Linked DNA regions of Homo sapiens: region 1 is linked to region 2. Evidence: chromatin contacts called from ENCODE Hi-C or POLR2A ChIA-PET data. All regions are on one chromosome and are shown on one strand. Each heading gives the region's core, a stretch centred on a gene start or an enhancer-like site at or near the end of the contact. The rest is flanking DNA. Distances are from core to core; before and after follow the strand shown. Region 1 holds the start of TRAF6 (TNF receptor associated factor 6). Region 2 overlaps PRR5L (proline rich 5 like).

Evidence for each region. A loop is a pair of places that touch in the nucleus more often than their neighbours do. ChIA-PET counts read pairs that join two places held with the same protein, here RNA polymerase II (POLR2A). Pooled maps may share reads with other maps.
Region 1: a pooled map shows a loop between it and region 2 (2.1-fold over the local background). The contact joins the promoter of TRAF6 here to the enhancer-like site in region 2. A Hi-C loop is called at or near these places in 1 of 168 maps with a recorded cell type or tissue (ascending aorta) and 3 of 50 pooled maps. POLR2A ChIA-PET finds 5 or more read pairs at or near these places in 3 of 52 experiments (BJ, OCI-LY7 and naive thymus-derived CD4-positive, alpha-beta T cell).

Annotation. Positions count from the first base shown.
Region 1 is chr11:36,507,788-36,512,874 of GRCh38, forward strand. TRAF6 (TNF receptor associated factor 6) reads right to left here and starts at 2,485. Exons shown (of 7, transcript NM_004620.4): 1 at 2,261-2,485. It also overlaps a transcript of RAG1 not described here. RefSeq lists an enhancer at 2,304-2,353.
Region 2 is chr11:36,448,479-36,453,747 of GRCh38, forward strand. It overlaps PRR5L (proline rich 5 like), which reads left to right. Exons shown (of 9, transcript NM_001160167.2): 8 at 2,731-2,857. Among named protein-coding and RNA genes, the nearest start is that of TRAF6, 59 kb to the right of the region's middle. Within about 2 kb of position 1,638, at least 2 of the 41 ENCODE cell types and tissues checked have a DNase peak (open chromatin) inside an H3K27ac peak, as active enhancers do.

The DNA of each region.
Region 1 (5,087 bases), core at 1,235-3,734, 60 kb after region 2:
ATATTATATATGTGTATATATACACATATATACATGTATTTTATATATGTGTATATATATACATATATATACACACACTTTTTTTTTTGTCAGGGTCCTGCTCTATTGCCCAGGCTGGAGTGCAGTGGCACGATCATGGCTCATTGCAGCCTCCACCTCTTGGGCTCAAGTGATCCTCCCACCTCAGTCTCCCAAGTAGCTGGGACTACAGGTGTGTGCCACCAAGCCTGGTTAATTTTTGTATTTTTTTGTAGAGACAGGATTTTGCCATATTGCCCAGGCTGGTCTCAAGCTATCCTCCCACCTCAGCCTCCCGAAGTGCTGGGATTACAGGCATGAGCCATTATGCCAGGCCTAAAATAAAAATTTCTTACAGCCTCTATTCTAGTATACTTACGTGGCTTTCTACAGGAATTAATGAAGGGATGGAACAAAGTATAAATTGTTCCTTAACTTGTATGTTAAGAGTGTCCTGACTGTAATCCCCTTTTGCAGTTGCGAAATCTAGTATGATAAGCACTACCTTAAAGATTGTGGAACGTTAACTACTGCTAACTTATTTCAGCCGTAAAATGAGTAGTATTGAAAGCAGCCTTGTCATAAATCAAGACTTAAATTCACGAATTAGTATCTGGGTGTACATTATAATCAAAAGAGAATACTGTAACATGTCTTGGGGGAGGGGGAAGTAGGATAATCCACAAAAAGTTTGTCCTCCAAGGCAGATGCTAAGGAGGTATGTGCCAAGTTAAAAGAAGTCAACAAGTTATGTCTTAAATGAGTCAATTTTAAGTCAACTGAAATTCATACGAGTAAACATGTAACTTATTGAAGTAAAACCATGTAAAGAAAATATGAGAAATTATCTTTAATGTGCTACTAGCTTTAGAAACAGAAACTGTTTACCAGCTTCTTAAATTTCTAAAGTGTGAAGACCTACAAATGTACTCCAATGGCCAAGAGATGCTGCAAAATACTCAACTGTTGTGCCTTAACTTTGAATCCAAATTCAAGGGGCATTCCCCTTCCTGGGCACTATTTACTCTGCTCCAGGAGGCAAGGATTTGAACTTCTCTCCAAATCTAAGTGTCCAAAAGTTTACCGGCATCACATGCCCAAATTTATCACAGAGAAGAGCTCATGTTACAATTCTGAAATATTGTGGTGCATGCAGGCTGAAACTCTGATGTGATCCTGTACCCACCACATGCCGGACTCCTTCCTAGAGTCACAAAAGAGGCCACATTGTTCCTGCCTATACACTCAACCTCAAAATTTGAAAAGCCCCTCTCCCTTCCCTAGTAATCAAAGGAGAATGAATGAAATGATAGCGGCCAAGTTCACAAGGCCAACACAGAATTTCTTTACCAGTTTTTCTCGTTTCTACATGGAACCTGTGTAACAAGACATTCAGTAATAGTAATCTGCTCTCAGAGAAAGAAACAATTAAATACCATACAGCGAAGCTGCTAATACTTTATTTAGGTGCTTTCTGTTCACATTCAAGACAGTCCTAACTCAGCTGGAGTTCCCCTTAAGCCAAATACTAGGAACAGCTTTATCAACCCGGCGTCTGGAACAATCGCTCGAACTACCGAGTTTAGGGGCGGGGGAGAAAACATTCGTGTCATCTGAGCCTTTTTTTTTTTTTAAACTCGCTGCCTGAGACTTCTATAGAGTTCAACAGGGAATCCAAAAATAGCTTTCCCATGACAGTGACAGCCGGAGTCGCCAGGAACGTAAAGGATTTTTTAAAAATTTAAGCAGGTGTTTGCTCCAAGGAGCGGACAACTGCAGGAGGCAATTTCCTTATCTGGGAAGGGGAAAAAGCGGAGTTGAGGGGAGCGAGGTTGAGTAAGGCGACGCGGGGTTTTTTAGGGGGTGGAATGAGCGAGGAAGAGGAGGCCTGGGGAGCAGAGGTCAGGGGACAGGGAACGGTGTCCCCGACCTGTGGGAAGCGTGGGGACAGAGGCTGCGTCCCGACCTGCAGGAAGCGAGGGGCAGGGAACGGTGTCCTCGACCAGCGGGAAGCGAGAGGACAGGGGCGGCGTCCCCGACCCGTGGGAAGCAAGCGGGTAGGGGCGGCGTCCCTGACCTGTGAAAAGCGAAGGGACAGGGGAGGCGTCCCCGACTGGTGGGAAGCGAGGGGACAGGGACTGCGTCCCCGACCTGCCGAGAGCGAAGGGGCGGGGGGCGGCGTCCCTGACCGCTGGGAAGCGAGGCGGCGGCCGCCAGGAGGAGGCGCCTGAAGGAGACTCACCGTTCTAGTGCGCGGGGAGGCCGAACCAGGAGGGCAGGGCTCCCCCACCAACCGCACGACTCCGCTCAGCCAAGGCGCTGGTAGAGGACGGACACAGACACTGCGCGCCGAGACGAGGCTGCTTGGACGGCAAACTCTGGATCCAGTGGGAGCCTTCGCCACCTTCGCTGGCCGCCCGCAGGCCAAGCCCCAGCTGCGGACGCCACTGCTTCCGCCTTCTCTGCTGGCTGCGGGGAGCGAGGGGCAGGGAGCGCGCCGGGGAGGAGACAGAGCGGCCGAGTTCGGAGAGAGTGCCCCCTGGCGGTGATCCTCCAGGCGGACTGTGGCGCGGGCCGGGCGGCGCCCCCAGCCCCGCAGCCTGGCTTTCTTCCTGCTCGGGTGTCCCACCTGGGAATTCGTTGCACCGCACAGCCGAACCCGAGTGTGTCAATGGGTGTGTGTTGGAATGAGGATGGCGACGAGAAGATCCCTCCCGGAATAACTTAATTTGGTGAGCAGTGGCGACAGTAGTAATCCCAAACTGCGCTTTTATAGCACCCCTCTCCAAGCAGGAGAAAACCCCAGCTGGGCTAGATCGCTTGACCTTCAGGAATTCTTAAACCCCTCCCCAGCTCCACCCTCCTTGCCCAGGAAGTTTCTGCGATCCATAGAACCCTCTATTATTACCTGCTCTTCCCCTTCATCCGGTCCAAGGGAGTCAGCCCTTGCCTTAAATATTTCTTTGAATTTCCTGCCAAGAACACCAGCGCTTTGTCTTTCTCTGTCATGGGAAAACTATTTTAAATTCCCTGTTTAACTGGTCATAAACGTCTAGAGAATGTACCACGCGTTTTGCTGGAGAAGCACAAAAGAGTTTCATCCACCTCTGCATATTTGGTTCATCGTCCACCTCTTAGGGGAGGTTTTCCAGGATAGTAGTCATGCGTATGTATCCTGAAGCCAGAATGCTTGGTTCCAATCCGGTTTTTCCTACAATAAATGTGTGATTCAGGTAAAATACTTAATCTGTACTTGTTTCAGTTTTCTCATCTCGTATTAACATGGGGATAATAATAGTATCTACCTCACAGGGTTGTTGGAAGGATGAGATAAAATATGTAAAGAAATTATTTAAAACTATCTGGCCAGGCACAAATAGGCTCATGCCTATAATCCCAGTACTTTGGGAGGCTAAGGCAGGAGGATCACTTGAGGCCAGGAATTTGAGACCAGCCTGGGCAACATAGTGAGACCCCATCTTTACACAAAATTTAAAAATTACCTGGGTGTGGTGGTGCATATCTGTAGTCTCGGCTACTCTGGAGGCTGAGGTGGGAGGATGGCTTGAGCCCTGGCAGTCAAGGCTACAGTAAGCCATGATTGCACCACTGCATTCCAGCCTGGGTGACAGAGTGAGACCCTGTCTCAAGGAACAAACGAACAAACAAATAAACCCAAAACTAGGACATAGTATGGGCTCAATAAATGTTACCAATACTATATGTCCTACTTTCTGGCTGCCAATATTCATTAAAAATGCTTCTCTTTTTAAGAAGAATTTATCACTGGTTCTCAGGTTCTGTCAACCCCCTTTTAAAAGATTGTATTTTGAAACACTTAAGACATAAAAAGAGCACAAACATCTGTGTGCTCACCACCCAGCTTTAAAAAATAAAACATTGCCAGCCTTTGTGTATCCCTCCCTAGAAGCTCCTCTTAAAAATTAAATCTCTTATGGGATGGAAGAAAAGATCATTATATGAAATTGAGAGCTGGAGAAAAGGAAGAGCAAGAGAATCAGAGTTCCCTCCACTTCTTAGTGTGAGCTCTGGGGCAGGTTACATAACCTCCATGAACTACAATGACCAAAAACTATAAAAAAGGGGATAATGTCTACCTTACCAGGCTTTTGTCAGTATAAAATAATAAAAATCTATTGTGAGAGACTCCAGCACCAGGCTTTCAAAAAGATTAGGTGTTCTGTGTATGTTTCTTTACATTGTTTTCATAAGTGCCCTCAAGGGGCCTTTTCCTACTCCTTCAAATCCAATTTATTCAATATAGGAGAGAGTTTTAGTGCTCATCCATGCCTTGGGCACACAGGAAACTTACAAATACCATTTCCCTTTGCAATCAGGCAGGGCCACGTGACTAGTTCTGGCCTGTGAGCTATGACGAGAAGGATGCATATCATTCCTAGGTCAAAGCGTTTTATTTTCATTGCAAGACTGTTTCCCCTGTGTGCAACCAAGGAGCAAAGGGCAACTACAAGAGGGAAGAGATGTATCACTCAGTTGATGTATGAAGGGCAGTTGCCTTGGAAAGTCAATCCACCTGCATTGGACTTACGAGAGCAGGAAACAAACGCCTGTTATTTTAAGCCATTGAGATATTGGGATTGTCTTTTCTGCTGCATAGCTAAGCCTACTTTATGCACAGTTCTTTCTTGAATTCTTTCCTGATACTCGAAATAAGAAAGCCAAAGTTCTACTCCTGCTTCTGACTCTCATTGAAATTGGGACCTGGTCAGATGTCCTTATCTATAGAGTTGTAATGAAATCTATCCTGTCTTCTTTTCAGAGCTGTTATGAGTTCAAATGAGGTCATATGGAAAGATACCTTGCAAACTAGGAAGTCCTACGCAGATGGAAATAATTGAATATTCCTATTAGTAAAGTTACCTATATATAGCAACCACAATGATCAGGTTTCCTGAAAAGCTGCTATTAGATTGGTGCAAAAATAATTGTGGTCTTTGCCTTTACTTTTAATGGAAAAAATGCCAATTACTTTTGTACCAACCTAATAATTTAAAATATTTTGTCCAGTTGTCCTTATAAGTAAATCA
Region 2 (5,269 bases), core at 388-2,887:
AGAACACTTTGTCTTCTGGGGTCCTCAAGCCCCTGTCTAATCAAGGCAGGTCAATGTTTTCTCCTTGCCCTTGTGCCCTCAGCACCCAGCATAGTCTTTGGCACATAATAGGTATTAATTAAACACTGTCCAGGGAATATAGCACCAGCTAGTAGAAGGTTGAGCAGGACTGATGCTGGGTCCCTGACCTCACACCCATGTTGGTGACCGTCATGTAGGGCTTCTTCTCTTGGCAGAGGGAAGTACAGTCAAAGAAGCTCTGGGATCATGGCGAATTTCCAGAAAGTCAGGCAAGGAAATGGTTCCTCCTGTGTCTATACCATTATTTTTCCCATCTCACAGCTGAGATGGAGGTTCAGAGAAGGTGGCGACTTTTCTCAAGGTCTTGTACTCATTTATTAAGAGAGCTGGATTGCTCCCCATCCCTTAGCCCTTATCTTCCTACCTCCACTTAGCCTTTCTAGGCAACTACTGCCTCCCTTCTGCAGTCTCCCAGGGTACTTGGAAACGCCCCACAGGCATCCTACAGACCATTAAAGATCGTCCCTCTCTCCTGCAGGGCATCTGGCATCACTTCCCCTGAGGGCTTCCTGGGAATGTTGCCTTTGGCCCATGTTCTTCCTTGCCAGGAGCTCTAGAGCCTGGGGCTGGGGATGTGACTGTGAAGAACCCGGATCTTTCCCCGGCCCAAGTCCATCTTGAGCAGCAAGGGCGATGGCCTCTGGATCTGAATGGAACTTCCAGGTGGCACTGCCCTGGGGCCATATCTGCTACAGGAAATTTGGGCCTCCGTACTTAGAATTGTCCATTCTCTCCCTAGACATGCACTTTCCACAGTGCCATGAGACCTGGGGCTGATATTTTTCAAAACTACCTGACCCTACTACAGAGAAAAGAGCTCTTTCTTAGGCCTTCAGCTCCGTCTTTTCTGTCGCTCTTCCACAATGTCCCTGACCCAACTCCACCCTTCCCAAGTTGTACAAATACTCCTACAGTGGGCCATGTGCTCTGCCTTCAAACTGCCCCAGTGAGAGGCAGAATCGGAGATATTGACCACTGTGAAGATCTGTTTCCTCCCAGCTGATGCAGACAGGTCCTGAGACCACCGGAATGGTGCATTCTCAGGGGCCCCAGCCAGGCAGGGTGTGCAGCCTGTACTCAGAGGACCCTGAGCTTGGTTTTATTTTCTCCCATCAGCATTTGACACTCTTAATGATTTTTGAACACGAGGCCCTGCATTTTCATTTTACGCTGGACCACACAAATTCCATAGCTGTTTGGCAGCCAAGCCAAGGGCTGAGGACAGCACCTTCCTAGAGGGCTGTGCACAAGCCAAGTTCTCAGCAGCAACTTTTCTGAGAGAAAACCATCTAGCTCCAAATCACGTGTTCATTATCCATTTTCTTCCCACCTTTTGCCACTTCTCCTTTTTCTGTGGTCCCTCCCTGTTTAGCAGGTATGGAAGGTTTGGGGGAGAAGCCACTCATTTTCTCTGCATCTCTTCTGGCCCTGTTTCTACCTCCAAATCTGCACCATAGCCCCATCCTCAGCTTCCTTGTATTTCCTGAAGCTGTGTCCTCTCTCCCCCAGCCCCTGGCCGCACCCATCTCAGTGTAATGGTACCATAAAGGGGCCAAGGAAGAGCCTGTTTCCTTGGCAGCTTACATCTCCCCCTGGGATTGCCAACATGCAGGAGTCAGCCCTTCCTGCCTCATTACCTGAACAGCTTCCCCTTCAATCCCTGAAACACTGCACTGGAGTGGAGTCTACTTTGAAAGTGAAAGTGATTTAGAGTCTACTCCATTTCGAGAATTTGCATGTTAACCCCTTGGGCTGGGCACAGCCCCATGGAGATTTGTTTCTTTCCTGGCCAGTCCCCTCTCCTGCCAGGTGGTCTTTGCTTCTTTGCAGCCCCTCAACATGACAGCATGTTTGAGTCCTTTCCAGCAAGAAGCTGAACTCCCCAGGAGTCTGCCAGTTTTCTAGAAAACATTGGTTACTGGCTCCTTTCTGGTTTTGACCATTCTTTACTCAGGGCTTAGCTCTGAGGACTCCTGTCATGCCGGGGTTTTTAATTGGCTCTTCATCTTGGCGCTAAAACTATTCCTGGCTCAAAAAGAATTATCCCTTTCTCTTATAGCCCTGAACTTTTCCATATTCTTTCCTCTCTTCTTTTCTAGCCTGTTAGCAAGTGGCAGAAGAGGGGATCAGAGCCAGATAGCCTGGGTTCCAGTTCAGGGTTTTTGCCATTTACTGGCTGTGTTTTTCTGCTCAAGGTATTTAAGCTCTCTGGGTCTTTAGTTCTTCATCCACAGAAGGGGGATAATAAGAGCACCTTCCTCTTTGCATTGTCAGGAGACCTCCGTGCATTAATATATGTTAAATGTCTCTGTGCTGTTTATGAACCAGTCACGATGACAGTATGGGTAGGATTATTGTCTTTGAGACCAGCCAGATCTCAGCCTTGGAGGTGGGACACCCACACTGCATTGGTGGCCCAGTGGGAGAGGCTGCTGTGGTACTAACCATGCACAGTTCTAATTGCAGTGACCCATGACAAGTGACTAAGGCTTCAGGCCTCAGTTTCCTTCATCCTAACTGCAAGGATGCTGCCTGCCAGCAACACAGCCTTGTACATTGGAGGAGGACAATCAGGATTTGTTGAGTGAGAACCTGCTGGTCATGGCAATGAACACTGACCTTTGTGTATCTTGGCTGTTCATTTTCCAGAGTGTTCACGAGCCCACAGGCCCAAGTGAGAGTTATTTGCAACTGGAGGAGCTGGTGAAGCAAGTGGTTTCTCCTTTCCTCGGCATCAGCGGGGACCGTAGCTTCTCAGGCCCCACGTACACGCTGGGTAAGGAGTGCAGCTCTCAAGTTGTCAAGAGGCCCAGTGATCATGATACCAGCACTGTTTAACTGAGCACTGTTTAACTGAGCACTGATACCAGCACTGTTTAACTGAGCACAGCCTTTTGCTTCCTGTGCGGGTCAGTGCAAATCCGTGCATCTTAAGCACTCACATTCCTGGCCTCTGGAGGTTGCAGTAACCTTCTCCCCCTTGATGATTCCTCCCCAAGGACCGATACTGTGCCTTTGCGGTGGTGCTTGTCTGATCCACATCTTTGATCAGTGGCTTTGATCATTTTGGTGCGCCTAGGACATTAATCTTTCTGTATCTGACACCAGAAACTGTGCTTTGTTACACCCTCCCTCTGGTTGAGTAGAGAAACCTCCTGAGATAGATTTCCCTTTGAAACCAACTGGAAATGTCAGGCCAACTTGTATGCATGGCCAGATGTTATCGAGTTGCTGTCTCCCACTCCATTTCTGTAGGTACCACCACATGGCAAGGAAAGGGGCTCTTGCATTTGGGGACAAATCCTGTTGGGGCCTTTTTTTGATGGCTGTAAACCTAGCATCAGTGAGTGTCAGGCTCTGTACCAGGCACCATGGAAAATCTGGAGATGAATCAGATCTGTTCCTTCTCTCAGTGACACTGCAGTCTAGATGGGTTCAGTACAAATATCTCTATAATACAAAATAGCTCTCAGACCAGTCTTTGTAGAAATAGCTGTATGATAAGGCTTCCAATAATTATAATAATAAAAAACCCAGTTATTGTCTGAAATATAAACGCTCAAAATGCAGAAATGTTTTATTCATTGTTCTGTCCCCAGGAATGGTGCCTGGCGTATAGTAGGCACTCAAAAAATGTTAGATGATGGCAGCAACGGTACTTCAGGGCCAGGGGAGCCAGCACCCATGGAGAGATGCAGAGGCAGAAATGGATTACTCAAATTGGGAACCTGATGCCCCCTCTTCTCACTTTAATGGAGTTGTAATAGTTGAGCTTCAAAGAAAGGAGCGTCCTCCAGTGAGGTTCCTGCCCCTTCCTGGGCCTCTCTACCACAGCAAGAGCCAGGGCCAGCTGGCAGTTTTCACCACCCTGCTCATGTTTTTCTGGAGACACCAGCTTAACCACAGCCACCACAGATCGGAGGGTGCTGGCCCCAGCCTGCTGCCTGCTGGTTCTTCTCCTTCCTCCCTCCCTTCCTCACTCATTCCTCCCAGGAGCTGGAATGGGCCAGAGTTTCAATGACACTGAAGGAAAACAGTCTTCTGCAGCCCCACTCTGAGCTGGGGTGCCATGTTGCTGCGGTCTCCCTGGAGTCCACCTTCCTGCTGGCTCAGCTCACTGAATTTTGGGGGACTGGGGCATCCAGGGAGCTGTCAGGACGTCAGCAGGTTAGCTGGGCCATGGCAGGAACGCTACCATTGTTTGGGCCTAATGCCAGTGTAGAGGAAGAAAAACAGTTTTTCTTCCAACTCTCCTAAGCTCTTAGTTGGAACAGAACCCTGTAACACATTAACAGGAGAAAAACAAACAGCAGCTTATTAAAACTGTATGTTTCATACATACATGGGTCACACCCAGGGAGTCAGTAGTTCTTAAATACATGGCTTTGAATTCCAGCTTATATAGCATCTTCAACAACAAAAAATAAATTTCTAGAGAAGTGATAAGGCAAAGAAAAACAACTTTGAGTCTTCAGGGGTGGCAGCTTGTGGCAAGGGAAATAGATGGCAGATAAGGGCTGGTTAGTGAGGCTTGTTCATGTAGGTTTCTCTGTTGGCATTGCTGGCTGATAAGGGTCTAAAATTGTCTTCAGTGGTTAACCTTTGCTCTCCCTGGTAGAAGTGGGATGGGATACCGTTTGTCTTTATACATCTATATCCTGCCTTTAAGCAAATAGAGGGAGGACAGAGAGCTTCCTGTATCTGCTTCTTAACTGCCTTCAGTTCATAAATCCTTATGCCCAAGAGGCATATTTTGTGGTGGCATATTTTGGTGTCCTATCCCAGGAACAAGAGTCAATTGGGAAGTTTGTTCAGTGAGGACTCACTCTAAGAGGGGATAGCTTTAGCTTTCTAGCTAAAATAAGAATAATGCACACTTTTGCCAAATTATAAAGCAAAGACTCAAGGTTTTATTCTTGTACCTAGGACAGTCCCTGCCTCTAGAGAGTTGTCGCACTAGGGGCGGGGAGGGAAGGATGTGACCCTCTTTTGGTTAATTTTAAATTATCATTTCAGCAAATGTGTACTAAGACCCTGTCCTGGCACACTGGGAGGTGCTATAGCTATATCTGTAAATGAAGCCAACCCATCCCTGCCCTCCAGAGCACACAGCCCAGGGAAGAAGTCACAAACAAGGCAGTGTCTCATCAGTGTACACATGTTCTGAGGGGGAAAGTACAGGGGCCAC